Linked DNA regions of Homo sapiens: all the other regions are linked to region 1. The links are chromatin loops, found by intact Hi-C in ENCODE. Cell type or tissue: OCI-LY7. All regions are shown on one strand.

The links. Hi-C counts contacts between places; a loop is a spot of excess contacts. Peaks named below come from ENCODE experiments on the same cell type or tissue, not always from the same donor. Only the 100,000 strongest peaks of a DNase experiment are listed, where the experiment ranks them.
Region 2: a loop joins it to region 1, with 10 times the contacts of the local background. A loop is called at or near these places in 87 of 110 quality-filtered maps.
Region 3: a loop joins it to region 1, with 2.7 times the contacts of the local background. A loop is called at or near these places in 2 of 110 quality-filtered maps.
Region 4: it touches region 1 in a loop (10-fold over the local background); 9 of 110 quality-filtered maps call a loop at or near these places.
Region 5: a loop joins it to region 1, with 4 times the contacts of the local background. A loop is called at or near these places in 7 of 110 quality-filtered maps.
Region 6: it touches region 1 in a loop (17-fold over the local background); 20 of 110 quality-filtered maps call a loop at or near these places.
Region 7: a loop joins it to region 1, with 8 times the contacts of the local background. A loop is called at or near these places in 41 of 110 quality-filtered maps.

The regions. Positions count from the first base shown.
Region 1 is chr11:9,611,252-9,615,251 of GRCh38, reverse strand. No RefSeq gene overlaps it. Among named protein-coding and RNA genes, the nearest start is that of WEE1, 40 kb to the right of the region's middle. RefSeq lists enhancers at 51-140, 1,341-2,030 and a silencer at 861-1,240. In OCI-LY7, CTCF peaks have their summits at 986 (motif pointing left), 1,696 and 1,897 (motif pointing right); DNase peaks (open chromatin) are centred at 941, 1,891, 3,138 and 3,961; H3K4me3 peaks cover 2,445 bases; H3K27ac peaks cover 4,000 bases.
Region 2 is chr11:9,747,100-9,751,099 of GRCh38, reverse strand. It overlaps SWAP70 (switching B cell complex subunit SWAP70), which reads right to left. Exons shown (of 12, transcript NM_015055.4): 10 at 3,044-3,242; 11 at 1,917-2,013; 12 at 1-1,236. The coding sequence ends at 1,130. Among named protein-coding and RNA genes, the nearest start is that of SBF2-AS1, 9.2 kb to the left of the region's middle. In OCI-LY7, a CTCF peak has its summit at 2,448 (motif pointing right); DNase peaks (open chromatin) are centred at 2,469, 3,069 and 3,629; H3K4me3 peaks cover 1,524 bases; H3K27ac peaks cover 1,990 bases.
Region 3 is chr11:9,383,662-9,387,661 of GRCh38, reverse strand. IPO7 (importin 7) reads right to left here and starts at 3,010. Exons shown (of 25, transcript NM_006391.3): 1 at 2,815-3,010. The coding sequence starts at 2,898. RefSeq lists an enhancer at 2,493-3,008. In OCI-LY7, a CTCF peak has its summit at 2,469 (motif pointing left); DNase peaks (open chromatin) are centred at 2,271, 2,611 and 3,091; H3K4me3 peaks cover 3,287 bases; H3K27ac peaks cover 2,245 bases.
Region 4 is chr11:9,504,715-9,508,714 of GRCh38, reverse strand. It overlaps ZNF143 (zinc finger protein 143), which reads right to left. Exons shown (of 16, transcript NM_003442.6): 12 at 1-96. Among named protein-coding and RNA genes, the nearest start is that of ZNF143, 46 kb to the right of the region's middle. RefSeq lists a silencer at 1,743-1,862. In OCI-LY7, a CTCF peak has its summit at 1,777 (motif pointing right); a DNase peak (open chromatin) is centred at 1,794.
Region 5 is chr11:9,687,501-9,691,500 of GRCh38, reverse strand. All of the region lies in intron 1 of SWAP70 (switching B cell complex subunit SWAP70), which reads right to left. Among named protein-coding and RNA genes, the nearest start is that of SWAP70, 25 kb to the right of the region's middle. In OCI-LY7, no CTCF peak of the experiment used is centred here; a DNase peak (open chromatin) is centred at 2,150; H3K4me3 peaks cover 2,766 bases; H3K27ac peaks cover 4,000 bases.
Region 6 is chr11:9,971,367-9,975,366 of GRCh38, reverse strand. All of the region lies in intron 13 of SBF2 (SET binding factor 2), which reads left to right. Among named protein-coding and RNA genes, the nearest start is that of LINC02709, 210 kb to the right of the region's middle. In OCI-LY7, CTCF peaks have their summits at 1,008 (motif pointing left), 2,078 and 2,300 (motif pointing right); a DNase peak (open chromatin) is centred at 2,266.
Region 7 is chr11:10,312,977-10,316,976 of GRCh38, reverse strand. All of the region lies in intron 1 of CAND1.11 (a long non-coding RNA gene), which reads right to left. Among named protein-coding and RNA genes, the nearest start is that of CAND1.11, 6.7 kb to the right of the region's middle. RefSeq lists a silencer at 2,013-2,082. In OCI-LY7, no CTCF peak of the experiment used is centred here; DNase peaks (open chromatin) are centred at 2,086 and 2,606; H3K4me3 peaks cover 1,696 bases; H3K27ac peaks cover 3,492 bases.

The DNA of each region.
Region 1 (4,000 bases):
TTAAGACAGAGAAATGCAGAAGTAAATCTACTTGAACCTAATATGGCCTTAAAACGAAAACAACTGTGCCCCTTGGAGTTTTGGGGGGCCTTCCTGTAGGGAGAGAAAATCAAGTCCAGGCTCTAGTGACCTTCACTGGAGAACCAAATTCTCCTGCAGGGGTCCAGAATGGGGGCTTCGGGCCCTCAAGGGGGCTTCAGTGCTAGTGCAATGAGTTCTGAATCCATAAACCTGCTGAGCATTGACCTTAGACCAGCATTTCTTAACCAAACTAAGGTTATGAACCCTGGTAATCATAAAAACGACAGAACTTCTTCCCAGAAAAATTGCACATTTGCCCTAAAATATGAAACAATCTCAGGAGTTTCATGGGCTCCCTGAATCCTATCCACTCCTAGTTGTCCCCATACCCCAGATTAAGACTCTCTGATGGACCTGAATAAATACAATGTCCTACATACAATGTATAAAACGTGTACGCTGTTTTTCAAGTCTACTGATAGAAATGTGATGAATAAATACAACTTCATTTAAAAGAAATACTGAATTTAGAGACTTCCTGTTATATGTGATCTCCAGAGGACCAGTAAATGCCTGTGCAAGCCAAGGAACACGTTAAAAAGAATCCCCTATCCCTGCAACAAAGCCCGAAAGGGATTCTACTGGGACAGTTGCTCGGTCCCAGGGCCCAGGCATTGGAGAGAGCCTCGCTCCAGAGACTCTGTGGCCCCACCGGAGCCGGTGCCGGCTTTTAGGGGTTTTCTCACGGAAATGTTCAGCTGCCGGTGAGTTCACGTGCATTTAAGTTTTATTCTCCAGTTAGGACCGGGTTTTCCAGATGTGGGTTGTCAGCGCGTGCCCAGTAACCAGCTTGCGCCCAGGTGCGAAACGCAGTCATTGGGTCTCTCCGGGTGTGCGTCCTGGGTGGAGCCCCAGGGGCCCCGGCGTGGGTGGCCGTCCTGCTCCGCGGGTACCCGCGGAATGCCCTGCCCGCATGCTCCCTCTGCTGGGCGCGCCTCGGCGCCTTCCGGGTGCACGGCCCTGCCCAGGAGCGGCGCGTGGGGCCCCGGGTCTGCGGATGAATGGGGAGATAGCGAGGGGAGGGGCGCACAGCACAGCCCACTCCCCCTTACCCACGCCTCCAGAACAGTCCTACCCCTAGCCCCAACACCTCCTTCTATCCCCGCCCCGCTCTCCCCAGACGCTCTTAATCTGATTGAGACTTCGGCACGTAAACGCGGTTCTAGGAGCCCGGACTGGCTCAGTGCACGACTTATCAGAAACTTACCCGTATCTAACACACAATAGATTCGTGCACATCTGTTGAATAAAGAAGAGTTTGTTTTTCGTGTTTGAACCGTGTCTGCTTCAATAACGCTTCCTGCAGTGGTCCTTTTTAGGAGGGGTACAGTGAGTGGTATACTGCGAGGGAAGCGGGACAAGGAGGCAAAGGGAAGGGAAACAGGCGGGCCCAGAGAGCAGCTTCCGAGTGACCTGGAAAATCAGCGCCCAGAACTCATCTAGACACAGAGGCTCGGTGCCATGGCATTCCGCGCTGACTGCCAGAACCGCGGGCCGCGGAGCCAGCACTGTGCCGGCAACGTGGTGGGGCGAATGCCCTGGGGTCGGAGAGGTGGAAAGGCCCGAAAGGAAGAGCCCAGAAGGGGACAGTCCCCACCCAACGGCAGGGTAAAGGCCCGTCTCTACTGGTTACTAGAGACGTGGAACCCAGGAAGCTCGAGGCCCCAGGAAACCGGCATAGAAGGAGGCCTGTCAAAGGGGCCCCGAATCCTCCCGCAGGGACAGAGCGACACGTCCACCCGGGCTCGGAGGACTAACACCAGGAGTCCCCTGAGGCCCTGCCCCAGGCTTCCCAGGTTGTGGGGACACCAGCTGCCTGCAGGGGGCGGGATGTTCCTTTGGCGCTGCTGGGCAGTGACTAAGAGCAGAAACAAAAATAGAAGCTGAGATCAACGGAAAGGAATGAGACTGAACAAACACACGCATTAATCCTGATGGGATACATAGTAAAATAACATTCCCAAACACGGCAGTAAGAAAAGATGAACTATGTAAAGAATGCGCAGATAAATGAATGAAAATTTGGAGGACAAAAATGTGTTTCACATCGTATTTCAAAATAAACACCAAGTGGATTAAAGTGCTAAATATTTTAAAGAACAGCCATAGAAACTATATATTTAATAGGATAAGGCAGTTATATTTATGGATAAACGTCAGCGTTCTCAAAACTTTGAAACAACAGAAGAAACAACAAAGGAAGACTAACGTTCAAAAATACAAAAACTGGACAGAATTTTAAAAAGACAACAGATTGAGAAAAATGTCTGCACCAAGTGACAAGCAAATACTACCTGAAATGTATAAAAGCTTGTTTATAGGCCAGGTGCAGTGGCTCACGCCTGTAATCCCAGCACTTTAGGAGGCCAAGGCGGGTGGATCAACTGAGGTCAGGAGTTCGAGACCAGCCTGGCCAACATGGTGAAAGCCCCGTCTCTACTAAAAATACAAAAATTAGTTGGGTGTGGTGGCACACGCCTGTAGTCCCAGTTACTTGGGTGGCTGAGGCAGGAGAATCGCTTGAACCCGGGAGGCGGAGGTTGCAGTGAGCCGAGATCGCACCACTGAACTCCAGCCTGGGTGACAGAGCAAGATTCCATCCCCCCCACCCAAAAAAAGCTTGTTTATATATATAAAAACAATCAAGGTACCAATTGCTAAATAGACAAAGAAGGTAAACATGCACTGTAATTCACAATAAGAAATAAAAGTCATACCCAAGTGCATGGGGAAAACGTTCATTGATAATCAGAAACTTTAAACTTAAAACAGTTATGACATAACACCTTACATCTACTAAAGTAGCAAAAATGTTTTAAAATTATAATGCAGGCTGGATGCAGTGGCTCATGCCTGTAATATCAGTTCACTGGGGGCCAAGGCAGGAGGTTCCCTTGAGGCCAGGAGTTGGAGACCAGCCTGGGCAACAGAGTGAGACCCTGTCACTACAAAAAATTTAAAAATTAGTCCAGCATGGTGCTGTGCTCTAGTAGTCTTAGCTACTTGGGAGGCTGAGGTGGGAGGATCCCTTTAAGCCTGAGAGTTACAGTGAGCTATGATCACACCAGTGCACTCCAACCTGGGCAATAGTGAGACGCTGTTTCTGTAAAAATAAATAGAAAAAAATATAATAGAAAAACAGAAAAAAAATAATGCATAATGTTAGCAGCATGGTAAAATAATAGTCACCATTGCTTCATACAACTCTATCTGGTTTTTTTGAGACGGAGTCTTGCTCTGTTGCACAGGCTAGAGTGCAGTGTTGCCTCACTGCAACCTCTGCCTCCCAGGTTCAAGTGATTCTCCTGTCTCAGCCTCCTGAGTAGCTGGGACTATAGGCACATGTCACCACACCTTGCTAATTTTTGTATTTTTAGTAGAGATGGGGTTTTACCATATTTATCAGGCTGGTCTCAAACTCCACTGCTCTGTTGCCCAGGCTGGAATGCAGTGGCGCAATCTCGGCTCACTGCAACCTCCGCCTCCCAGGTTCAAGCAATTCTCCTGCCTTAGCCTCCCAAGTAGCTGGGACTACAGGCGCGTGACATCACACCCAGCTAATTTTTATGTTTTCAGTAGAGACAGGGTTTCGCCATGTGATCCACCCACCTTGGCCTCCCAAAGTGCTGGGATTACAGGTGTGAGCCACCGCGCCCGGCCCATACAACTCTTTTGAATAGCAATATAGTGATCTTCATTTATTCAACAAACAGCTATTAGGGAGTTCCTATTGCAGATTAAATACTACTGTAAGATCTCACTATAATGGAGGGAAGAGACAACAAAGAAACAAATATACATGATGCAAGGTGGTGGTAGCGGTAGGAAGAAAAATAGAACCATGAGCAATGGGACGTGCTAATTGCATCAGCTTGGTTAGTCAGGGTAAGCCTCCCTGATAAGATGACATTTGAACAGA
Region 2 (4,000 bases), 140 kb before region 1:
TAATTATACAAATAATTTTTATTTCAAATTAGCTTCTTTCTACTACTCAGTATAATCCTCTCACAGCCTGGCATATACTTGGTAGCACATCATTCACTAGAGAGAGTACGAGAGAAAATTAGGTTGACAATATGGGGCAAAGGGGTAGTCTCCTTTAAGGTGAGGGGAAAGGAGATGGGAATGAAACATGCCAAGTGTATGATGGTTAGGGAAAGAAATATCTTAGTAGAAGCTAGAAAACCTCTACTAACAGGATCACATTCCAAAAGGGCAACCAGGAAATGGCAATGACTCCATGACTTCTCTGTCAGAGCACCAATGGTCAAAGGCATTCCATGTCAAGTGTCAGGAAATGGAAAGCGAACCGGCCAATCTAGTTTAACAGCACATACTCGGAAAAGGAAACACGCTGCCAAAGGAAAGAGCTGACATCCAGTCCACAGAGGTTCTGAGTACCCAGTGGCAGTGAGCCCCTCCAAACTCTGCAGAGCTGACTGTGCTGTCTGCACCCTGCCTCATTTGGGGAAGAATCTGAGAGAGCTAAAAGACAAATTTCAGAAGGTGATGTTTTCAAAGAAAGAGTAAACAAACAGCTTGACAATGTTGACTTTTTTTTTCTTTTCAGGTAACCCTTGTTTGCAGGAAGATAAATAAGAAGGCTTCCTTAGGATACTGACCCACTTAGAGAGGCACAGAAGGAAGAAGAGTTAAAAGCAGCAAAGCCGGGTTTTTTTGTTTTGTTTTGTTTTGTTTTGTTTTGAGATGGAGTCTCACTCTGTTGCCCAAGCTGGAGTACAACGGCATGATCTCAGCTCGCTGCAACCTCCGCCTCCCACGTTCAAGTGATTCTCCTGCCTCAGCCTCCCAAGTAGCTGGGATTACAGGCGCCCGCCACCACGCTCAGCTAATTTTTTTTGTATTTTTAGTAGAGACAGGGTTTCACCAGGTTGGCCAGGCTGCTCTTGAACTCCTGACCTCAGGTGATCCACCCGCCTCGGCCTCCCAAAGTGCTGGGATTACAGGCGTGAGCCACCACGCCCGGCCCCCAAAGCTGTTTCTTTTGTCTTTAGCGTAAAGCTCTCCTGCCATGCAGTATCTACATAACTGACGTGACTGCCAGCAAGCTCAGTCACTCCGTGGTCTTTTTCTCTTTCCAGTTCTTCTCTCTCTCTTCAAGTTCTGCCTCAGTGAAAGCTGCAGGTCCCCAGTTAGTGATCAGGTGAGGGTTCTTTGAACCTAAGAGGCAAACATGCTTTAAATACAGGAAGTATTATATTCTTCAGGATACCCCATCATTTTTCTACAGACAAAATAGTAACTTCCCTACTTTATTTCTTCTTTGAGGAACATGCATAAATGTCATACCAGCTAAAACAATTAGAAGATGTATACCAAGGGGATTAACTGGGCCCTCTTACCTATTAGGGGATAAGATTTTCAAGAGAAATTTATCCTGAACAGCTTGGTTTTTTTACATTTGGGCTAAAAAAGTTTCTTTAGTACAATTCAAATACACAAGTGAAACAGAAAAATAAATTTAAAAATAAATATATGGGCAGGGCGTGGTGGCTCACGCCTGTAATTCCAGGACTTTGGGAGGCTGAGGCGGGCGGATCACGAGGTCAGGAGATCAAGACCATCCTGGTTAACACGGTGAAACCCCGTCTCTACTAAAAATACAAAAAATTAGCCGGTCGTGGTGGCGGGCACCTGTAGTCCCAGCTACTTGGGAGGTTAAGGCAGGAGAATGGCATGAACCCAGGAGGCGGAGCTTGCAGTGAGCCAAGATCGCACCACTGCACTCCATCCAGCCTGGGCGACAGAGCGAGACTCCATCTCAAAATAAATAAATTAATTAAATAAAATAAAAATGAAAAATAAAAATAAATATATGATTACTTCATAGAGTCTGTTACCTGGTTCTATCAGTCGAATTAATCCTTCATGATGGGCCACTTTGTCCTTCCAGCTCTTGGTCTTATTAGTTGCCATCTCCAGCTTCTTTTTAACTTCCTGAAACAAAAGTGGATTTTGGACTATGCAGACACACGGGTAGTTTAAGAACCAAATCACAACTATTGGGCCCTTACTATGTATTTGTGAATTATCTCATTAAATCCTCTCATAGCCCATTCTAAGAAGTGGGAACTACTATTACCCCATTGTACAGAGTGAAAACGGGTTCAGAGAAGGTCAGTAACCTGCCGAGAGTCACACAGCAGGAAATGGTAGAGCCAGAATTGGAACCCAGGCTGTCTGATTCCAAAGCCTATTCTTCCACCATCTGCATACGAATTACAATGGGTGTATGGCCCTGTGTGCCAGTTACAGTTTACTGCCTCTCCACTCCAAATCCACCCTGAACTGTCCTGCTGGTGAAACTAAAATAATTCTCCTCACTAGCTGGCAGCATAAAGCTTTGTCAGTAGAGGGTGCTGAAGGGACACGAGGAGGGAGGGACTTTTCTTCTAGGTTCCACTCAGCGGCTCCTGTGGCACTCAGAACACCCACAGTGCTCACCACCAGTGAGTTTCTGTAGCACCTCCCTGTGGGCAGCTTTTGCCGGTGGCCTCCCAGTGAGCTTTGCTGGCACAGCACCTCAACAAACTTTTCTGCCATCTGTGCACCCTCTCCATGGAGGTATGGATCACAACACTGGGGTTAAGGGGCAAGAAGCAAAGAATGCTCTTCCAGATCCACTCCCTCCCTGGTGCTCTGCCTCAGTTTTCGAGGCAGTGGCTGCTCCCTACGTCTGCTGTTCCTGCATTCTCAAAGCCTTCTTTACAACACAGTAGGTAATCTCCTATGACAGTTAATAATGTTTTATATTAAACTTTCCCTGTTCAAATTACTGTGCAGTTTCTGTCTCTGATGGATGTATAATATATCTTATCTCCTGTAAAAACTCCCTCTTTTTTCTTTCTTACAGCTAAGCAAGATTCTTACTACAGCTTCATATTGGCAGCTAAGCAAATAATTCTATTATTGAGAAATGTTTTTCAAAAATTTAAATATACAAGTTTGCAGGGCCAAGTCTCATTACCTCGTACTGCTCAAGTGCTTGCTTCCGTTCTAACTCAAGCTGCTCCAGCTGCTCCATGGCCTCCTGCAGGGCCTGTTCCTTCAGGACACGCTGATTCTCCAACTCCTGCTTCTCCGCCTCGGTTGTCTGAATGGCCTGCTGCTGCTCCAAGTGCCACTTTTCTAGTTCAGCCCTCTTGGAAGACTCTTCCTCCAACAACCTACAATGTGGAGGAAAGCTCCAGATCAAATCCTGCCCAGGTCACCACCCTGACCCAGCAGACGAGGGAAGCATTTTAGACAAGAGAATATTTGAGGTCGTCTAATCCCCCTTTCATTCCACCAGGAGGAAAGCAGGAGCCAGAGAAGCTCATATTCACAAAGCTGGTAAAGCAGCCTATATGTCCTGCTCTAAGCTCTCTCAGTTTCACCCGTTTGTGAAATAAAAAATAACATTTATCCAGAGTTTAATGTGTGCCAGGAACTGGCCTAAGAGTCAAGTGTATTTTCTCAATTAATCCTCACAGTAAATTTAGGTGCTGCTACTCATATTTTAGAGATGGTGCAAGTGAGACACAAAGGTTCAGTGGCCTGTACTAGGATCATCCACCTGCCAGGTGGCAGGGCCAAGATTTGAAGTTTGCCTGGTTGCTACAACATGAAAACATTTTCATCTAGTAAAAACCTGTTACCATGGAAAAAGCTGATAATGAAGATGAAGAAAGGAGTGAACGCAGACAGAATAGAGATACTATTTATTGAACAATTGCTACATGCCAGGCCCTTGCCTCCATTATTGCTAATCCCCTGACAATCCTGAAAGGTATTGTCCCTACATTACAGATGAAGCAATGAAAAACCAAAGGGTTTAAAAGTATGTTGCACAGGTTATAATGGATTTTAACCCAGGTCTGTGTGACTCCAAAATAACAGGAATACCTATCTGGGAATACCCAGCTATGTAGTTGTTTAAATAAAC
Region 3 (4,000 bases), 230 kb after region 1:
TGGGGTTTCTCCATGTTGGTCAGGCTGGTCTCAAACTCCCAACCTCAAGTGATCAGTCCGCCTCAGCCTCACAAAATGCTGGGATTACAGGCGTGAGCCACCGTGCCTGGCCAAATAAAATTAATTTTAAAAGTAAGCCAAATATGTATGACAAATCAGTGCTATAGAGAAAAACAAGTGAAAGGAGATAGGGAGTATGATGGTCAAGGAACTCCTCAGTGATAAGGAGACATTTGAACAGGGATGGAAGGAAATGAGAGAACAAGTTAGGGGGATAACTATGTGAAAGGAGTTCCAAGGAGTTAAGTGCAAAGACTCTGAGGCAGAAGGGCTATTTTGTTTCGAAACTGTCTATACTATAAACACTTTAATAACATTTACAAATTTTACATTGAGTCAGTGATTATTTCACTTTGTGAAGAGATTCATTCAAATGTCAATGATCTTATTCTTTGGTTCTAAATGAACCAAAACACAGCTTCACTGGAATGAGAGACATCATAGAATAATTCGTTCTTCTATCTTCTCCAAAGCAAGAGCCTTTCAGAAATGTTACTTCCTCATTCTTAACAATATTCAAGACTTGTCTGAGATCTGTCTCCCAAATCAATGTTCTGCCACAAGAAAGTCAAAGCAAAAAATATTTAAATGGAAGAAGGGAGAGGGAGAAGTAGTGTATTAAAATGGAATGAAAGTAAATATACTAATAGAAAATTTACCTTAGGAAGAATATTTAAAAATCTAGGTGTTATAATTGAAAGAAATGTATGAAATGTAAATAGTTAAGGATTACAAAAATAAAGGCCATGTAACAAATTTTCTTTGACAGATTAGCGGTGTTCACTGTTTGACAGTATTCCAAAACAGTAGTTTAATGGTTAAGTAAAAAAGGCATTGAATACTATTTTGATCATTTGTTTATCTTCCAAAAACTAGCTTGTGAAATACCCCAGGTTTCTACTACAAGATGTTAGTGCATATACTAGACATGTAATGTCTATTTGAGGAATAAATGAATTTCAGATTTTCAGGAAGTATTATTTCCCCCATTTTTGTAGAAGCAAACCAACTCTTCAAGTACTCACTTTTAAAATTAATAATTACATGCAAGTATAATTAGTCAAAATAATACGCGATTAGAGCAAAGTCATGGTAGAAATGACCATGACTAAACTTTTAGCTTTTCTAGGCTTGTAACTGCATTACTATTTAATAAGCAAAATAATTTTCAACTTAACCCATGTCTATCACTAAGCAAATCAAAACAAAAAGTGATCCATTGCTCCTTCCATAGTTTGGTAATGGTTCAAAATGGTAATACGGTTCAACTCACTATTTTATATCCAAAAAAATCTAAGCTCCTCCCAAGGTGACTCTGAGTCTAAAAATTTGAACATGTAATCATCACTTTGTGTGGTATAATAATGATCTCATTTACATATAAAATAGATTTAACATTCTGAAATAATTTTACATTTAATTTGTGTAAACTCTGTAGGTAGTCTTCTTGAACTGTAAGTTCCGTGAGGGCAGGGATCTCTAGTGCAGCCCTTTACACTGAAAGTCCAGTTAGTAATATTTCTGCTGTTTCTGGTAAGTCAATATAAACAATGTTTTTAAATTATTTACTTACCAGCTAAAAGACGCATAAAATAGTTGAATTTCTATTTTAAAGTGTGATTTCTTTTTCAGTTAAAAAATGTACACTAAAGTTCAGTAAAGCTGGCAGATTCAGCAGCATGCTGAAGGACAGTTACTAACTGGCAGAAAAGTTACAGCAGCCCTTTTAAGAAGGATTTAAAATACTGATCATTAATACGTAAAAATGCAAAAGTTTAGAAACAAAGAATGACACTGGAGATAGTACAATAAATATTCATGCAATTAAGCTGTTTTCCAAGGAGCGGTCCCCACAAAATATGGGGGAAAAAAAAAACCTTCAGAGAATGCAATATCTGAACTGATAAGGAGCTCAGCATGTTCCAAGGCACTCAGACTTAACATTATCTCACCTGTCTGTCACAGCAACTCTGTGGCGTAATTTTATGAATGGGAAAAACTCAGGATCAAGAGGTTAAGCGACTGGCCCAAGGTCACTCAAGGAATCAATGGTGCAGCTATACCTAGAAGGGTGCACTTCACCTGATCCTTCCCACTACATAAGCCAGCTCCCCGACTGAAGCATTAGGACAGCGGAAAAGCAGGGATCAGACTCTGTGAGTGTCCCGCACTACTCCTATCCTGCCAAGGAGGCGCGGGCTTGCCTTTGAAAGCCTTCCCTAGCAACTCAGCCAGAGAGGAGGAAGTTGTGCCCGAGGCAGGCCACTGATCAGCCCAGCAAAGTGACAAGGATGACAGGCGCAGCCCCCAAAGGACCAGCCGGCATTCCCAGGAGCCCTTCCAAACCCTGCGACGGCGAGACTGGTCTCAGAAACATCTGAAAAACCTCCCAGTAAGTTTCGCCCCCTCCTGGACGTGAGGAACCAGCTGGGAATGAGCCAGAGGTCGGCCAGCCACCCGAGCCAGCCATGTGTCCAACCCGTCACGCCCGCCCCGCCTCAGCCGGCTCCTCATGCCTAGACCGCAGCCAGAGGCCCAGCTCAGGATCCGAAGCAAAGGCAGCCTTGGCTGCAGCCACCACCACCACACCACACCGAGGCGCCCCGGCGTGGAAGTCGCCGTCAGATGTCCGCCCCACCCTCCTGCTGGGACCCTCAACGACGTCGTCCGCGCCTCCGGCCAGGCCCCGGGGGCTCGGCCTGCCACTTCTGCCCACCCGCCTGCCCGCCGCCACCGCTAGCCGGGCGTCCTTACTTCATTGAGCTGGCGCTCCGCGGCCTCACGCAGGGCTGGGTCCATAGTGCCCCGCAGGGCCTCGATAATGGTGTTGGGGTCCATCGCAGCGCGGACTCGGTCAAACCCGGGGCTCGGGTGCTACTGGGCCAGGAATAGCGCCACTCACTGCGCACATGGACCCGCCGCGCTCCGCAGCGGCAACCGGCGCGAAAGGAAAGAGAAGCGCCAAGGCCCCGGATAGAACCTCTTCGCCTCGGCGTGGAGGCGGGAGATGCTCCGGCGACTTCCTGTGGGCGCGCCTGCGGAGCACTTTGGGAGATGTAGTCCACAAACACAGTCCGCAGCCCACGTGGCTGCCTGAGCTGTCGTTCCTACAGACAAGTCTTTCTGTTCAAAAACGAAAAATGTTCAAGTTCCACAAAAAGAAAAGCAAAACAATCAGTTACAAAAGGTTTCACATACTATATCCACAATGTTCATAAAGGGAGTCAGATACAGTGTGTGGTGCAATCGATTGCTAATGGCTGCGTGATTGAAGGAAACTTTCTGAAAAGCAATTTGAGATGTGTTTCTGATAGCCACTAAAATATTTAAACTGCCGGGCGCGGTGGTTCACGCCTGTAATCCCAGCACTTTGGGAGGCCAAGGCGGGCGGATCACGAGATCAGGAGATCGAGAGCATCCTGGCTAACACGGCGAAACCCCGTTTCTACTAAAAATACAAAAAATTAGCCGGGCGTGGTGGCACGCGCCTGTAGTCTCAGCTACTAGGGAGGCTGAGGCAGGAGAATCGCTTGAACCCGGGAAGCGGAGGTTGCAGTGAGCCGAGATCGTGCCATTGCACTCCAGCTTGGGCAACAAGAGCGAAACTCCGTCTCAAAAAAACAAAACGAAACGAAATGTTTAAACTCTGACCCAGTAATTCCACTTATGAGACTTTATCCTAAGGCAATAACACGGAAGATTAAATGAACTTTATGTGTGAAAGGTTTTTATCACATTACGTATTAGTAATTACCAAATACTGAAATCATGGCTTTTTATTGAGTATCCAAATTTTAGTTGGGACTTCATATAAATCACCTCTTAATGCAGAGTAAAAGCATAATCCCTATTAAAATACACCTTCCTGCCAGGCGCGGTGGCTCACACCTGTAATCCCAGCACTTTGGGAGGCCAAGGTGGGCGGATCACAAGGTCAGGA
Region 4 (4,000 bases), 110 kb after region 1:
TGGAATGAGTGTGGACAACATGATGTTTGTACAAACTGGAATATTCTGTAAACCTTTTGTCACACCCAGGAACTGTACAAACATATGGCTTTTCTCCTAAAGAGCAACACCAAAAAAAAGTTCAACTTTTACATATGTAGGCAAAATCATTCCATACTTCCCCCCCAGGGGGTAAAATACCTCTAAAAATAAAGAATTGCCAAACCCCTCCTCATCCCACCATGAGGCAGCACACAAGAAAAGATTCCCTAACTATGGTTTTGACTTGACTCAAAAGGTAGTATGATCCTTAGTGCTGTCTCCATGCATCAACACCAGGTTCTCCTTAATCTCAAGGAATGAGAAAAGGATGGAGATGTTGCCCAGTTTAACTCTAACTTTAATGAAACTGTAATTTGTTTCCCATAATTAGATAATCTAGATACTGTTATAGTCTATTAATAATAATAAATGCTATTATCGTAACTTATGCAGCTTCCTAAGAATTTCATAAAGATAATAAAAAAGGATTGTCTTTAAAAGTCTATTAAACCTAGTTAGATATGTCAATACAACTAAAAGGACAAACATGTTTCATTTAACTTAACCTGACTTCTTACATCCAATCAAAAGCTACTGAGTATTCACTAATAGCAAGCAGGCAATACATAGGGAAGTAAATACTTTAATTTTTGTCCCATGAAACAGCTTGAGAACATTATAGGCAGTACACATATTTTTAGAACTTTTTACTACAGAAAATTTCAAATATACACAAAAGTATAGAGAAACAGTTCCCCATGTACCAATCATCCAGCTTCAACTATCAGTTCATGACCAATATTGTTTCTTATATTTACTACCCATTTCCCCCTTCTTCCCGACCAGGATTATTCCGAAACAGTTGCAGGTAACATTCTTTTTCTTTCAGGCTGTATACCAAAAAGATGGGTCCCAGTTTAAAAAATATGTAAACAAAATTAATAATAATTACTTAATATCACAAAATATCTAGACAGTGCTAACATGTGGTGGTGTAGGGACCTAAAACTGAAAGCAAACTGGAACAAATTAACCTAATTGTTTAAATGAATACTTTTAACTACACTGAAGGGGCTGGGGTGGGGGAACAAATAAATTAATTAAAGTAGCTCATTTACACAGTATTTGACTTATGCCCTCAGTCTTGGGCTCAGTGGCGAGAGTGAGGGGAAGAATTGCAAACAAATATTCAGCTCATTTGTAGTAGGCTTGTTTACTGTAGTGGTATGGGTGAAGGGATTCTGAAACTATTTTAGATGGAATAAAAGACTGAGCAAATGAGTAAATATTTCAAATGCTGCTGGAAGGGCTCCAGCTGTGGAAAAAGGAGAATACAAATATGGAATGGGGGAAGAAAAACAAAAAGAACCCTGTGGTGAAATGGAATTGGAGGTATTGGTGTGAACTCAGATTTTTAAAATGTACATATGAAAGTGTGTATACATATGCATGTCCTGGTTTATTCTCATTCGACACATTCCTTGGGTAACTGCACCTTTCGCAGTGGTTCTAAACACAGTAAACCCCCCCAAAAATAAGATACCACACTAATGTACCGTAACATAAGTCTTACACATAAAGTAATTGGCGATTTCTTCCTGTCCTCTGCCCAGTTCCCATTCCCAAAGCAGGCAGGTTAATGTTCTTATTTTGGTGGATAGTTGCTGAGATGTGGTGAGGGCAAGAGAAAGGGCAGCCAATTTCAACTTGGAAAAATCAGCCCAATTGATATTTAGGCTAGAGCAGAAACTGCCACTAGGTGGCACCAAACCACAGCCAAGAGGCGAATGGATTTGGATTGAGCTTTTGAGCTCCCTTACTGGCTAGTTACATAGCTTCACCTGGGTCATCTGACGAGCCTTGCAAAGAAAAAAAAAGAAAAAGAAAAGAAAAAAGGACTGCATTTCACAGGTCTGAATCTTTACTCTACTGGATATTGTGACCAGTTATTGTAGCAATTACCTGATCATTAGCCAATCTTTTCTTCCAGCCCAGACCCACCTCTTAGGTCAGACCAACATTTATAACTGCATACTCTCTCTACTTCAATTATTCTCAAAACAGTCTACTAAAAGACCTGGGGAGCTTTAAATACACCCTGATGCCTGGGCCTCACCCCAGTACAATTATGTCAGAATCTTTGCAGACAGGATCTGGGCAATCAGTCTATTTTAAAGAGATACATCCAATATGCAGACTCATTTGAGAGCACTGCTCTACCTAAATGTTCCAAAGACATCAGTATGGCCAAACTTAATGTAGGCATCTCTCTTATTGAATGCTAATTTGCCCATAAAATGTGTTGAATGGCTAGCTTTCAGATAATTAGTCTGTATTCCATTGCTTTTTTCTTTTCTTTTTGAGACGGAGTCTCGCTCTGTCACCCATGCTGGAAGTGCAATGGTGTGATCTCGACTCACTGCAACCTCCACCTCCTGGATTCAAGTGATTATCCTGCCTCAGCCTCCTGAGTAGCTGGGATTACAGGCAGCTGCCACCACACCCAGCTAACTTTTGTATTTTTTGGTAGAGAATTGGTTTCGCCATGTTGGCCAGGCTGGTTTTGAACTCCTGACCTCAAGTGATCCACCCACCTTGGCCTCCCAAAGTGCTGGGATTACAGGCATGAGCTACTACTGCGCCAAGCTCTATCTATATTCCATTAATTTAAATGGGAAAAATAATGTTTTCCCAGCCCATCCAAAAAGCCCCAGCCATTTTCTCCAAATATTACAAAAAGGCACTTAAGCACATATATTTTAATAAGAAGCACTTAAAAGATGAATTGTCTTTTCCTTTTTTTTTTTTTTTTTTTGATATGGAGTCTCACTCAGTCGCCCAGGCTGGAGTGCAGTGGCATGATCTTGACTCACTACAACCTCCACCTCCCAGGTTCAAGCAACTCTCCTGCCTCAGTCTCCCAAGTAGCTGGGATTGCAGGTGCCCACCACCAGGCCTAATTTTTGTATTTTTTGGTAGAGACAGGGTTTCACCATGTTGGCCAGGCTGGTCACGAAACTCTGACCTCAAGTGATCTGCTCACCTTGACCTTCCCCAAGTGCTGGGATTACAGGTGTGAGCCACCATGCCTGGCCATAATTATTTAACAGTAAGTGAACTCATTCGTAGGTACATGTTTATGTATAGCACACAAAAATTGCATATCAGGGCTGGGCGTGGTGGCTCACCTGAGGTCAGGAGTTCAAGATCAGCTGGGCCAACATGGTGAAACCCTGTCTCTACTAAAAATACAAAACTTAGCTCAGCGTGATGACATGCGCCTGTAATCCCAGCTACTCGGGAGGCTGAGGCAGGAGAATCACTTGAACCCAGGAGGCAGAGGTCGCAGTGAGCTGAGGTCACGACACTGCACTCCAGCCTGAGCGACAGAGCGAGACTCCATCTCAAAAAAAAAGTCTTTTGGCCAGGCATGGTGGCTCACGCCTGTAATCCTAGCACTTTGGGAGGCCAAGGTGGGTGGATCACAACGTCAGGAGATGGAGACCATCCTGGCCAACATGGTGAAACCCTGTCTCTACTAAAAATACAAAAATTAGCTGGGCATGGTGGTATGCGCCTGTAGTCCCAGCTACTCAGGAGGCTGAGGCAGGAGAATCACTTGAACCCAGGAGGCGGAGGTTGCAGTGAGCCTAGATCGTGCCATTGCACTCCAGCCTGGGTGACAGGGCGTGACTCCATCTTAAAAAAAAAAAAAAAAAGAGGCTGGGCGTGGTGGCTCACACCTGTAATCCCAGCACTTTGGGAGGCCGAGGCGGGTGGATCACAAGGTCAAGAGATTGAGACTGTCATGGCCAACATGGTGAAATCCCGTCTCTATTAAAAGTATAAAAATTAGCTGGGCGTGGTGGCAGGTGCCTGTAGTCCCAGCTACTCAGGAGGCTGAGGCAGGAGAATCGCTTGAACCCAGGAGGCGGAGGTTGCAGTGAGCTGAGATCACGCCATTGCACTCCAGCCTGGG
Region 5 (4,000 bases), 76 kb before region 1:
GTTAAACACAGGGATGGCTAAATTCAGTGATAATTTTCTTAACCATCTTTACTTAGGCAAACTGTGAGGAAGGCAGCACAGTATACAAGGCACCTGGAAGAGACCTGCGCTCCAATGTCTCTGCATCCTCACTGTCAAATGAGAGTTGGACTTGTTTGTAAAACCCTTAACTATCAACCCAAACTCATTTCATAATTTAGATAAGAAGTCCAGCTTTGTGACAGCTTTTTCACTGTTAGTAAGGTCTATAAAAGGGAAGTCTTCTTCAAAAAATATAACAACAGGCTGGGCATGGTGGCTTATGCCAATAATCCTAGCACTCTGGGGGGCTGAAACAAGAGGATAGCTAGAGCCCAGAAGTTCAATACCAACCTGGACAACATGGCAAAACCCCATCTCTATAGAAAGTACAAAAGCTAGCTGGATGTGGTGGCACATGCCTGTAGTCCCAGCTACCTGGGAGGCTGAGATGGGAGGCTGAGGTGGGAGGATCACCTAAGCCTAGGGAGGTCGAGGCTGCATTGAGCCATGATCATGCCACTGCACTCCAACCTTGGTGACAGAGGGGGTCCCATCTCAAAAATTAATTAATTAATTATAATATATATGTATATATAAAACAACCAACTGAATAAAGCAACAATGAAACAGTATTTCTAAAAGAGGAAAAAATTGTGTACTATCTTTAAAACTTTTTATCAGCAACCTTTCTTTAAAGCTTAGACAGTATCTCAAGTATTTTTTTCTTTTTTAAGATTTATTTGTATTTTTTAAAAATAGAGATGGGGTCTCACTATGTGTGCCCAGGCGGGTCTCAAACTCCTGGGCTCAAGTGATCCTCCCACCTCAGCCTCCCAAAGTGCCAGGATTATACACATGAGCCACCATGCCCAGTCTCAACAAGGTTTTTTGTTTGTTTGTTTTTTGTTTTGAGGCAGAGTCTCACTCTGTCACCCAGGCTGGAGTGCAATGGCATGATCTCAGCAACGTCTGCCTCCTAAGTTCAAGCAATCTTTCCACCTCAGCCTCCCAAGTAGCGGAATTACAGGCACCTGCCACCACACCCAGCTAATTTTTATATTTTTAGTAGAGACAGAGTTTCACCATGTTGGCCAGACTGGTCTCAAACTCCTGACCTCAAGTGATCCACCCACCTTGGCCTGCGTGCTGGGATTAGAGGCGTGAACGACTACACCTTACCAAGGTTTTCTTTTTATAAAAATAAAATATACAAGAAATAAAATTTTTGATGGCCGGAATATAAACTAGTAAAAAGAAGTAAAAGCTCCTCCATAAACTTATACAGCAATTTATGCTTTTTCAAGTAGACTCATACCATCTATTAATTTGTTTTAGCCTCTCCACAGGGAGAATAGATATTATTGCTATTTTACAGACGAAGAGGCTGAGTCAGAGATTAGGAGATGTGTCCCAAATCACAGAGTTTTACGTGTAGCAAAACTGGGATTAGACCCAAGCCTCCCACTCTGGTGTCCTTTCCATGCTTTGCTACCTTCCCTCTGTTTCTGGAAAAACAGATAGCCCTGCCAATACAAAGATGGACACGCCCGTGAGTTGTTTCTAAATTTTAGTGATGTGCTGGTGCTACCCCAGCCCCACCCCATCAGCTCCACAGGGCCCAACAGAGATGACAGGCACTATTCAGCAGAGCCAAGTTAGTGCCAGTGGCAAGGAAGTCCACATACCTAGAAGTCTGGGACCGTTCTCTCTCTGGGAGCCCTCATCTCCCAGCACCCTATCCCTCTGGGGGAATCTGCACTAAGAGGCACTAACCCCTTCTCCAGATGAGGAAGCTGAAAAGCAGATTAAGACAAAAGAATCAGAAAGAGGACTACAAGTTCTTGATTTGTAAAAGGACTGCCCCAAATCATTCTAATCAGGGTGTTTGCAAGTTTCTTGAAAAAGCTGAATTTATCCCGCTTCAAATGCCTGTTCCTCCAAAGGCCATTCTTTCAGCACCCACATAATTGCTAAGCAGCTTTGCTCTCATTCTGCTGATCTGAAGAATAAACTATTGTTACCACAATAACAGATCCATATCCATGCCAGAAACTCATCTCTCCAGTTCCCTCATAGCTGTCTGCAGTTGCCTCTGCAGGGCCTCTGCTGACAAGATGACTAATTAACTGCATGAGCCCTGCTCGTGTGGTCTGTTCCTGTTCAGTGGTTTGCTTGCCATTTACCCCTTTTGAGCATTTTACTCCAGCCATCATGAAAATGAAATCAAGGATGGTGAACAGTGTTTTAACACGAGTAAGTAGTGTTCACCCTCCTTTCTCCAAAGACGTAGAGATTCTAAAAAGTTATTTAAAACGTGCCACCCAGTAACACACTGTTTCCCTTTACAGGATGTGCGTAATGGGCAAGATTCAACACTGAAAAAAAAGCGGAGTGGGGGCAGATTTCTATTCCAAAAGACTTATCTGAACTGACACAATTATAGACTTATAACTCATAATGGGCAATCTTTTTTTAAAACATTAAAATTCCTGTCTGATTTATAAAATTTCAAGCCAATGGCAAATTACCAGAAAATTCTTCCTAACAATGGACCAGCATGACCAATTTCCTACCACAGCTATGCCCTGCCTTAAAAGCATTGTCTACTCTAAGTCCTGCCCATTCCCGCATGGACTCATTTTCCCCTTCCAAACATCTTTTCATCCTGCTTGTCACTGCTTAAGTCTTGCTTGTTTCCTCTTACCTTTAATCTAACCAGCCTCAAAAATCTCAAAGTCATTGTTCACATTGCTCTCAATCCCTAAGTACAATCAGTTACCATCCTAGACACTTACACCAAATCTTCAAGTACCACTAACATCACGTTATCCCCCTGCCTAAAAATCATCAGAAGACTACAGAAGTAAAAGCTAAGGAAATATGTGAGTTGTATATTTAAGTCACTCCACAGGCCAGCCCACTTCACCTTCCTTATTTCTTCCCACCCTCTGCACCAACCATATAAATCCAGCCAAATAAGCTTACTAACTGCATCCCAGGCAACTTGTACCACATCCCTTTCTCCCCTGGGCCCTTGCTCAATTTACCCCTACCTCCTTTCCTGCCTAACAAAAATGGCATCTCTTTCTGAAGCCTTCACCACCCAAACCAAGATGATCTTTCTTCACTCTGTTTCCCAAGCAGTACCTCTTGTGCTAACTACCACACATGATTTCTCTCTCCTGTAAGACTGTACATTTCTGAAAGGCCCATATCTTATACAACATTGCATGCCCATGGCACCTGGCATGCTGCCCAGAATCCAGAAGACTTTCAATAACTGCTAAGTGAATTCTTTCTAAAAATTCTCTTAACACTAAAGCCGTGATACTTTAATATTAACAATAATCTTAGAAAATATACTATTTCTATCTCCTCACTTCACAGATAAAAAGACTGTGGCCTGAGACTTGGCCTAAGTCACACAATAATTAGCAACAAAGTAGGGACTAGAACTCAAATCTCTTAGCTCTCTGTCCCACAGTGATGCCCTGTGCTGGAAACATTTCTCTTCTGCCTAGTCACATCCTTCAAGATTGGGTCATTCATAAACTCTAGGAAATCTTTATGGATTACCACCCTGCCCCATGAACTCCTATTCAGCATTTAACTATGTTCTGTTTCAGATACTAATGGTATCTCAAATATCTAACTTATCAAATATCCTCCCTTATTGAAGGGAGGAAATAAATATTTTCCTTCTGCATCCTTCAGTGACTAGCATAGGGCTAAGCGAAGATTCAGTAAGAGCAGAACACTTACAGACAGATTAAGGAAAAGTAACTCAAAGTCATCTGTTGGAATGCTGTCCACAGAATATATGCCACTGATGTCATACAGCATGGATGGCACTGGATTACACTCTAACTGAACCACCTTTTTAAAGTTATTTTGGATAACTTACCAACTTACCCCTCTTCAGAAACTAAACAGAAAATACTGGTAAATTTGACCACAGAAAAATGCTTATATTTTCTTT
Region 6 (4,000 bases), 360 kb before region 1:
CAGTGCATTTCAGATTCAATCATGTTGCTTCATACAGTTGTTTATTCCTTTTTCTGAGTGGTAATCCACTTTATGGATGGACTAAAGTTTTATTTACCTGTTGACCAACTGAAAGACAATTTTAGCAATAATGAATAAAACCACCCCAAACATTTGCATAAGTTTTTGTATAAATATAAGTTTTCATTTCTCTTGTATGAATACCTAGGAGTGGGAGGCTGGAATATATGGTAATACAATATTTAACTGTATAGGAAACTGCCAAACTGTTTTCTCAAGTGTCTACGTTATTTTGCATTTTCACCAGCAGTATATTAGCATTCCATTTGTGCCACATCTTTACTAACACTTGGTATTGTCAGTTGGTTTCTTTTTTTCTTTTTTTTTTTTTTTTTTTTTTTTTTTTGAGTCAAAGTTTCGCTGTTGTTGCCCAGGCTGGAGTGCCATGGCACAATCTTGACTCATCACAACCTCTGCCTCCTGGGTTCAAGCGATTCTCCTGCCTCAGCCTCCCAAGTAGCTGGGATTATAGGCATACACCACCACACCTGGCTAATTTTATATTTTTAGTAGAGGCGGGGTTTCTCCATGTTGATCAGGCTGGTCTCGAACTCCCGTGAGCCACCCGCCTCGGCCTCGCAAAGTGCTGGGATTATAGGCATGAGCTACTGCACCCGGCTGGTTTCTTTCTTTTCTTTTTTTTTTTTTTTTGGGCGGTGTTGGGGGTGTCTTGTTTTAGCCTTTCCAACAGGTATGTGGTGGTATCTCATTGTGATTCTAATTTGTATTTCAGCAGGTGAGTGAGAGTATAGGACTGTTAGCTGGTCACTGTATGTTGCCTTCGTACTTGTGACAAGAGTACTTGTCTTAGAATAGGAAATCTCTATCTGGAGTCATGAATTAGAGCAGTGGTTCTCAACAGGAGCAACCCTCCCACCCTACTTCATGAAATTGGTCTGGAGACATTTTTGGTGGTCACAGTTGGAGGGACTGTGCTACTGTCATCTAGTGGATAAAGGCCAAAGATACTTCTAAACATCTTACAATACACAAGACACCTACTCTTTATCGCAAATAATTATCAAGCCCAAATGTCAATTAGTGCATAGGTTGAGAAACCCTGAATTAGGGCAACCAGCATATCAAATATTAAAGTCATCTACTTGTATTAAGGATAAGACATTCAGTTGAATGTCTCAGTCATCTCACAAGGATGTGATCCTTGAAAGTCCTATGAAGTTGGAAAATTGAGGATGAGTCATTCCATCAATGTCATGTACACTACCAGGCAACTCTAAAGAGTCCAGTTACGTTTTGACAATGTTTAACAATTTACTCCAGTGACAGTATTGCCATCAACTGTATTAGAAAAAAAATTTGTGTCACTTGCTATCCCACATAGCTCTAAGTATAATTTGTGCACGTTAAATAATTTCAAATACTTGAATTAATCTGGGAAACTTGATAAGCTCTAACAATATCATATTGATTTGTCTTTCAGTGCTGAGACCAATACATAGGAAAAATTTTCTTTTTCCCAAGGTGGCTGTTGCCTACTTTGAATTTCCATTGGGGTTTGGGGCTTTTGTTGTGCCTTGCTTTGCTTTTATTTGAAATTAGTTTCAAGCCTTGTATTCTGTAACCCCTAGGCATATTCTCACTTAGCCTACCAAAGCTGGGGGTAGCTGGGCGTGCTGCAGGGGGGAGGGGTGCTGCAGACCAGATGATGTGTGTATATGTCACTTTTTCATGTCTGAGAAAAATCATTCTACCTCGAATTACTAAAGTATACTCTTAAAGCAGGATTATAGAGACCATTCCTTGAAAATCATTATCCAAATTCAAAATGTAAAAGACAGTGCATTCTGCCAAACTCTTTTCAGTAGTTTATTTTGGTTACTTTGGAAAAAAATGTTGCCAGGTTCACTGTAAGTGTTTAGTTGTCTAGCCCTTGTTTATTACTTTATATTTGCATTTCTCTGGAATCAAAGATGAAAATTTGGCTGCTGCTTTGTACTGTCGGAAAATAACGGATTTCCTTATTTCAACAAGGAGATTCAACACAAAATTTGGCTGTAGCTTTTAATGAGCTTGGTGACGTTCAAGGGACCAGTCCAAACACATCTTGTGTTACAAGTAAAAGCAGATGTTTTTAAGTATATGCAGAATACAGTGAGCCCTACCCTAAACTTCCTCTCATTGCTATTGTCTTCTCAAAAGTCATTTCGCGACCAAGTTAGGTTCAAGGTAGCAAATGTGGTCCTTTACATTTATCATGCTGCCCGTTAGAGGGCAGCAGTATACAGACTCAGGAGCCAGAAAACCAAATATTACTGTATTCTGGGGCATAAGTCTTTTTCGAATCTTCTAAACACAGCTAAATATATCATAATTTAACAAAATCCCTAATCTGCATTTTGGTGTAGAATATCTATATAACTACAGATATTCAACTTTGAACTTTGTTTTAACATGATCTTTTTTACAAGCTTGTAAATTAATGCTTGTAATTCTAAATTGTGTATGGATTTGGTTTACAATATTTCTAATTGCTTCTGGGAAGACTCTATTTAAAACTTATTGGAGGGCTGGGCGTGGTGGCTTACGCCTGTAATCCCAGCGCTTTGGGAGGCTGAGGCTGGTGGATCACGAGGTCAGAAGTTTGAGACCAGCCTGAACAACATAGTGAAACCCCGTCTCTACTAAAAATACAAAAGAATTAGCCAGGCGTGGTGGTGCACACCTGTAATCCCAGCTACTTGGGAGGCTGAGGCAGAAGAATCACTTGAACCCGGGAGGCAGAGGTTGCAGCGAGCAGAGATCGCGCCACTGCACCCCAGCCTGGACAACAAAGTGAAACTCTGTCTCAAAAACAAACAAACAAACAAAAAACATATTGGATACTACTACTATAATTACTAAAATGTAAGTAGTTGGTAATGTGTTGGAAATCTTGGGAGAAAGAGATGGCTTTAGTTATAGAAGCATGGTACCATGCCATAGAATATGCAGAGAATAAGAGAATACATATTTTTTAAATGAATGTAGCCAAAATTTTTGGAAAACAGCCTTTAGATTCATTCTGGGGTGGTGTGTGTGTGTGTGTTTGTGTGTTCTAACAGCTTTACTGTAACAGCTCGTTCAATACTCATAAGAACCTTATGAAGTAGGTACTATATTATTATCTTCCTTACAGATGTGAAAACTACAACACATGGGGTAAGTGAATTGACACTGCACCAGGTCACACTACTAGTAAGTGGCCAAGCTAGAGTTTGAAACGAGGCGTTCTGAAATCAGAGATCATGAACTAAAAATACTTTGTTATACTACCTCTCATTGAATTGTCTAACCTTTCCCCCTGAATTGTCATGCCACCTATCTCTATCATATTTTCTCACATAGTCCTGTTTTGGGGCTCTCTATTCTATTCCATTCATCCTTTTAACCCTTCACTAATAACAGTTGTTGTACTGTATTAATTATTAAAGGTTTATGTAAGTTTTGATATCTGGAAATCTTAACTCTCCCACTTAACTCTTCTTCAGAATTTCCTTGACTATTTTTGGTCTTTGTATGTCCCTATGAAGTTTAGGATGAACTTACCAAATTATAGGACCAACTCTTTAGAGATTTTGACTAGAAGTGATATGTGCATCCTTCTTTTTCTTTTTCTTTTTCCTTTCTTGAGACAAGGTCTCACTCTGTCACCCAGGCTGGAGTGTGGTGGTGCAATCACAGCTCACCACAGCCTCCATCTCCCAGGCTTAAACTATCCTCCTCCCTCAGTCCCCTGAGTAGCTGGGACCATGGGCAGGCACCACCATGCCTGGCTAATTTTTTATTTTTTTGTAGAAATGGGGTCTCACTATGTTGCCCAGACTGGTCTTGAACTCCTGGACTAAAGTGATCTGCCCACTCCGAACTCCCAAAGTGCTGAGATTACATAAGCATAAGACACTGTGCCTGGCCAATGCATCCTGCTTTTTCTAAACCACCC
Region 7 (4,000 bases), 700 kb before region 1:
ATTTTGAACAAACCATTGTCAAAAGACATTTTTTGAGGCAATCGGGCAAAGTTGATTATGGCCTGGCTATGAGATGATACTGCAGAATTATTTTTAATGTTAAGTGTGACAATAGCATTTTGGCTACATAAGAAAACATTATTTTCATTTTTTTAAAACAGATGCATACTGAAGTATGTGTGGGTGATATGATAGGATGACTGGACAAAAGAAAATTGAAGAAAAGGAAAAAGTTATTAAGAAAAGAAGAAAAGAAAGAGGAAGAAGAGAAAAGAGAAGGATAGGCAGGAAAGAAAAGAAAAAACATACTTTGGCAAAAAAATTTTTTAAAAACAAAAAAGAAAAAAGGATAGATGAATCAAATGTGGCAATATCATGATAATTATTGAATTTTAATGATGAGCATATGGGGGGTCATTATATTATTATTTCTCTGTTTTTGTGCGTTTGAAAGCTTTCATAATTTTTTAAGTTGTAAAACTGGTGCAGAAAAAGACAGACTGAGCAATGGAAGAGATTAAAAGGGCCAGAAACAAATTTAAATATTTACTATTTAAGAATTATTATATTACTGATTTGCAGGAAGATGAATTCTTTCTTCAAATAAAATCTTCAAATAAAATCTGACGAGGAGCACCAACAAAAAGGAATAAAACAAAAAAGGAATAGAGATGTTCCACTAGAAGCTGGAGAGAGAGACTAGCATTTTTTTCTTCCCCTTTTTCTCCCCAGAAAACTTCAGAAGTAACTCAGGAAAACTCTCTGTGGAACACAGTTTAAAAACCTCTGGTGCATATGATGAAGGAAGACCCTCAGGTCCTACAGAAAATATGCATTACTCAGTATAAATACTGGACAATTGGCTAACAATTTAGGGGAAAATAAAAGTTAAATCCCTACCTCATCAGATGCCAAAATAAATTCCATTTGCTTTAAAATGTTTAGCCTGGATAATATGGTGAAACCCCATCTCTACAAAAAATTTAAAAATTAGCCAGGCGTGGTGGTGTGCACCTGTAGTCCCAGCTACTAGGGAGGCTGAGGTGAGAGGATCACCTGAGCCCAGGAGGTCGAGGCTACAGTGAGCCACAATCACGCCACTGCACTCCAGCCTGGGCAACAGAGTGAGACCTTGTCTCAAAAAAATAAATAAAATAAAATGTTTAAAGTATAAAACAAAATCATAAAAATATTAGAAAAAAAGAGATGGCTATTCTAAAATATTGAGGCAGAGAAAGACTTCGTAAGCAAGCCAGTAAAGACAGAAATTATAAAGGAAAACATCGGTATCTTTGATTATATAAATATTTATAAGTTTTATATGGCAAAAAATAAGCCACACTCTCTCTACAAAAAGAAAAAAGGTGTGTCTCTATGTGACAAAACTTTAGTATTCTTAATCAATAAGAATATTAAAGTATTTCAGATCAACAGGAAAAAAACAAATATTCCAACAGAATGAATGAATCAAGAACTCAAAAAAAAAATGGCAGGGCGTGGTAGCTCATTTATAATCCTATAATTACAGTCCTATAATTCCGGCACTTTGGAAGGTCGAGGCAGGAGAACCACTCGAGCCCAGGAGTTCAAGACCAGCCTGGGCAACATAGTGAGACCTCCTCTCTACAAAACATTTAAACATTAACCAGGGTGGTACACGCCTATAGTCATAGCTATTCAGGAGGCTGAGGCAGGAGGATCACTTGAACCCAGAAGCTGGAGGCTGCAATGAGCTATGATCATGCCACTGCACTCCAGCCTGGGTGACAAAGCGAGACCCTGTCTGTTAATAATAAATAAAATAAATAAGTAAATAAATAAACAATAATAATATATATATAAGGGGAAATATAAATGATCATGAAGACATCAAAAATACTCAAGCTACACTAATAATCATGGAAATAAGTTAAAGTAGTGAGAAGAGTTGATGCTGTTAAATTAAATTTAGTCTAAATCTGCTTCCTTAAATATTTTAAGTTTGGCCAAAAGCTTTTTGCATACGTAGTGAACGGTAACCTAACGATGTGAAAACACACTGTAACCTACTCTTGCAACAAGCAGCCAAGTCTCAGCCAATCACAGAAGCCATACTTCAACTACTCACAGGTTGCTAAGTGTTTAAACCTTGTTTTAAAAAGGCAGACACAGAGCTGTAACCAGTCTGGCTGTTTCTGTCCCTCACTTCCATTTTCTCAATGTCACTTTTGTTTTTCTGTCCATAAATCCTCTCCAACCACGTGGCAGCACCAGAGATGCTCTGAACTTACTCTGGCTCTCGGGGGCTGCCTGATTCATGAATCCTTCTTTACGCAGTTAAACTATGTTAAATTTAATTTGTCTAAAGTTTTGTTTTTTAAACAATGCTGATTCCTCTTTCTGGTGATATAGCAGACTAAGTTGAAAATCCTGCTACTATAAAACATCTAGAAATGCTAAGTAAAATACACTTAATATCCTTTTAAATGCATAGCTGAACCCCATGAAAATACAGGAAAGCCACAGAAAACTAAACCAAGGTAACTAAAATCCAGAGTAGAAAACTTGAGCTGAAAAGCAGTTGCCTGGGCTTTGCGGAAGGGGTTTCCTCCCTTTGGTAACAGAGATTTGTTTAGGGACAGAAGAAAAGGAACTGAGATACTCAAGTAAATCCAAGGACTCTCAAAATGCTACACCCCACATCACCAGCACAGATGCACTTTTGCGTGGTTCATAAACATAAAATTAAGAAATTAATATAAAGAATGGTCTCAGATGGGTAATAACCTTGGGACAATTGGCAGAAGCAAACATAAATCTCTCTGAAGGGACTCAACCCAGTCCACACAGAATTACCATCAACTAAGCTTTAATAAGATGAGCTCGGAACCCCAAATTACAGGAAATAGGAAGAAATACATCACAATGAATAAGAGTCAGCAGATAAAGGTAGCAGAGTTATTAGAACGAAACTATAAACTAAATGTTTTAAATTATTAAGGATATAAAATACAGTCTCAAAAACATGAGAAAAGAATAAAACTTTTTAAAGAGCAATAGGAAACACCATGTTTACCTATTACATGACATAATATTATTAATTGAAAAGAAGAATAATGTTCAGTGTTTCAAAGGAAATAGGAAATTGACTTTTTTTTTTTTTTTGAGACAGAGTTTCACTCTTGTCACTCAGGCTGGAGTGCAATGGCGCAATCGTGGCTCACTGCAACCTCTGCCTCCCAGGTTCAAGCGATTCTCCTGCCCCAGCCTCCTGAGTAGTTGAGACTACAGGCACCTGCCACCACACTCGGCTAATTTTTTGTATTTTTAGTAGAGACGGGGTTTCACCATGTTGGTCAGGCTGGTCTCGAACTCCTGACCTCAGGTGATCCACCCATCTTGGCCTCCCACAGTGCTGAGATTACAGGCATGAGCCACTGCACCTGGCCAGAAATTGACTTTTTTATACTGTTAGTAGAAGTAAAAATTGATCCTTCCAGAAGGCAATCTGGCTCAAATGCTTTAACAAAAAAGAGTACAGACCCAATGACCCAATAATTTTATTTGTAATAATTTATCCTAAAAAATAGTCATTAAATTACTCAAAGATGAGTTGAATGCACATAAAAATGTTCATTGAGGGCTTTAAAAAATTGTTTAGAGATGGGATCCCCCTATGTTGCCCAAGCTGGTCTCGAACTCCTGGCTTCAAGTGATCCTCCCACCTCGGCCTCCTTGTAGCTGGGAATACAGGTGCAAGCCACAGCACCCAGCTATATTGGGGCCATTTTTAATGGTAAAAACACAGAGGGAAAATCTTAGCACTCAGCCAGGAGTAGTGGCTCATGCCTGTAATCCCAACACTTTGGGAGGCCAAGACAGGAGGATCACTTGAGGCCAGGAGTTCAAGACCAGCCTGGGCAACATAGTGAGACCCCAGTCTACAAAATATTTTTAAAATTAGCTGGGCATGGTGGTGCACACCTGTAGTCCCAGCTACTCAAGAGGCTGAGTCAGAAGG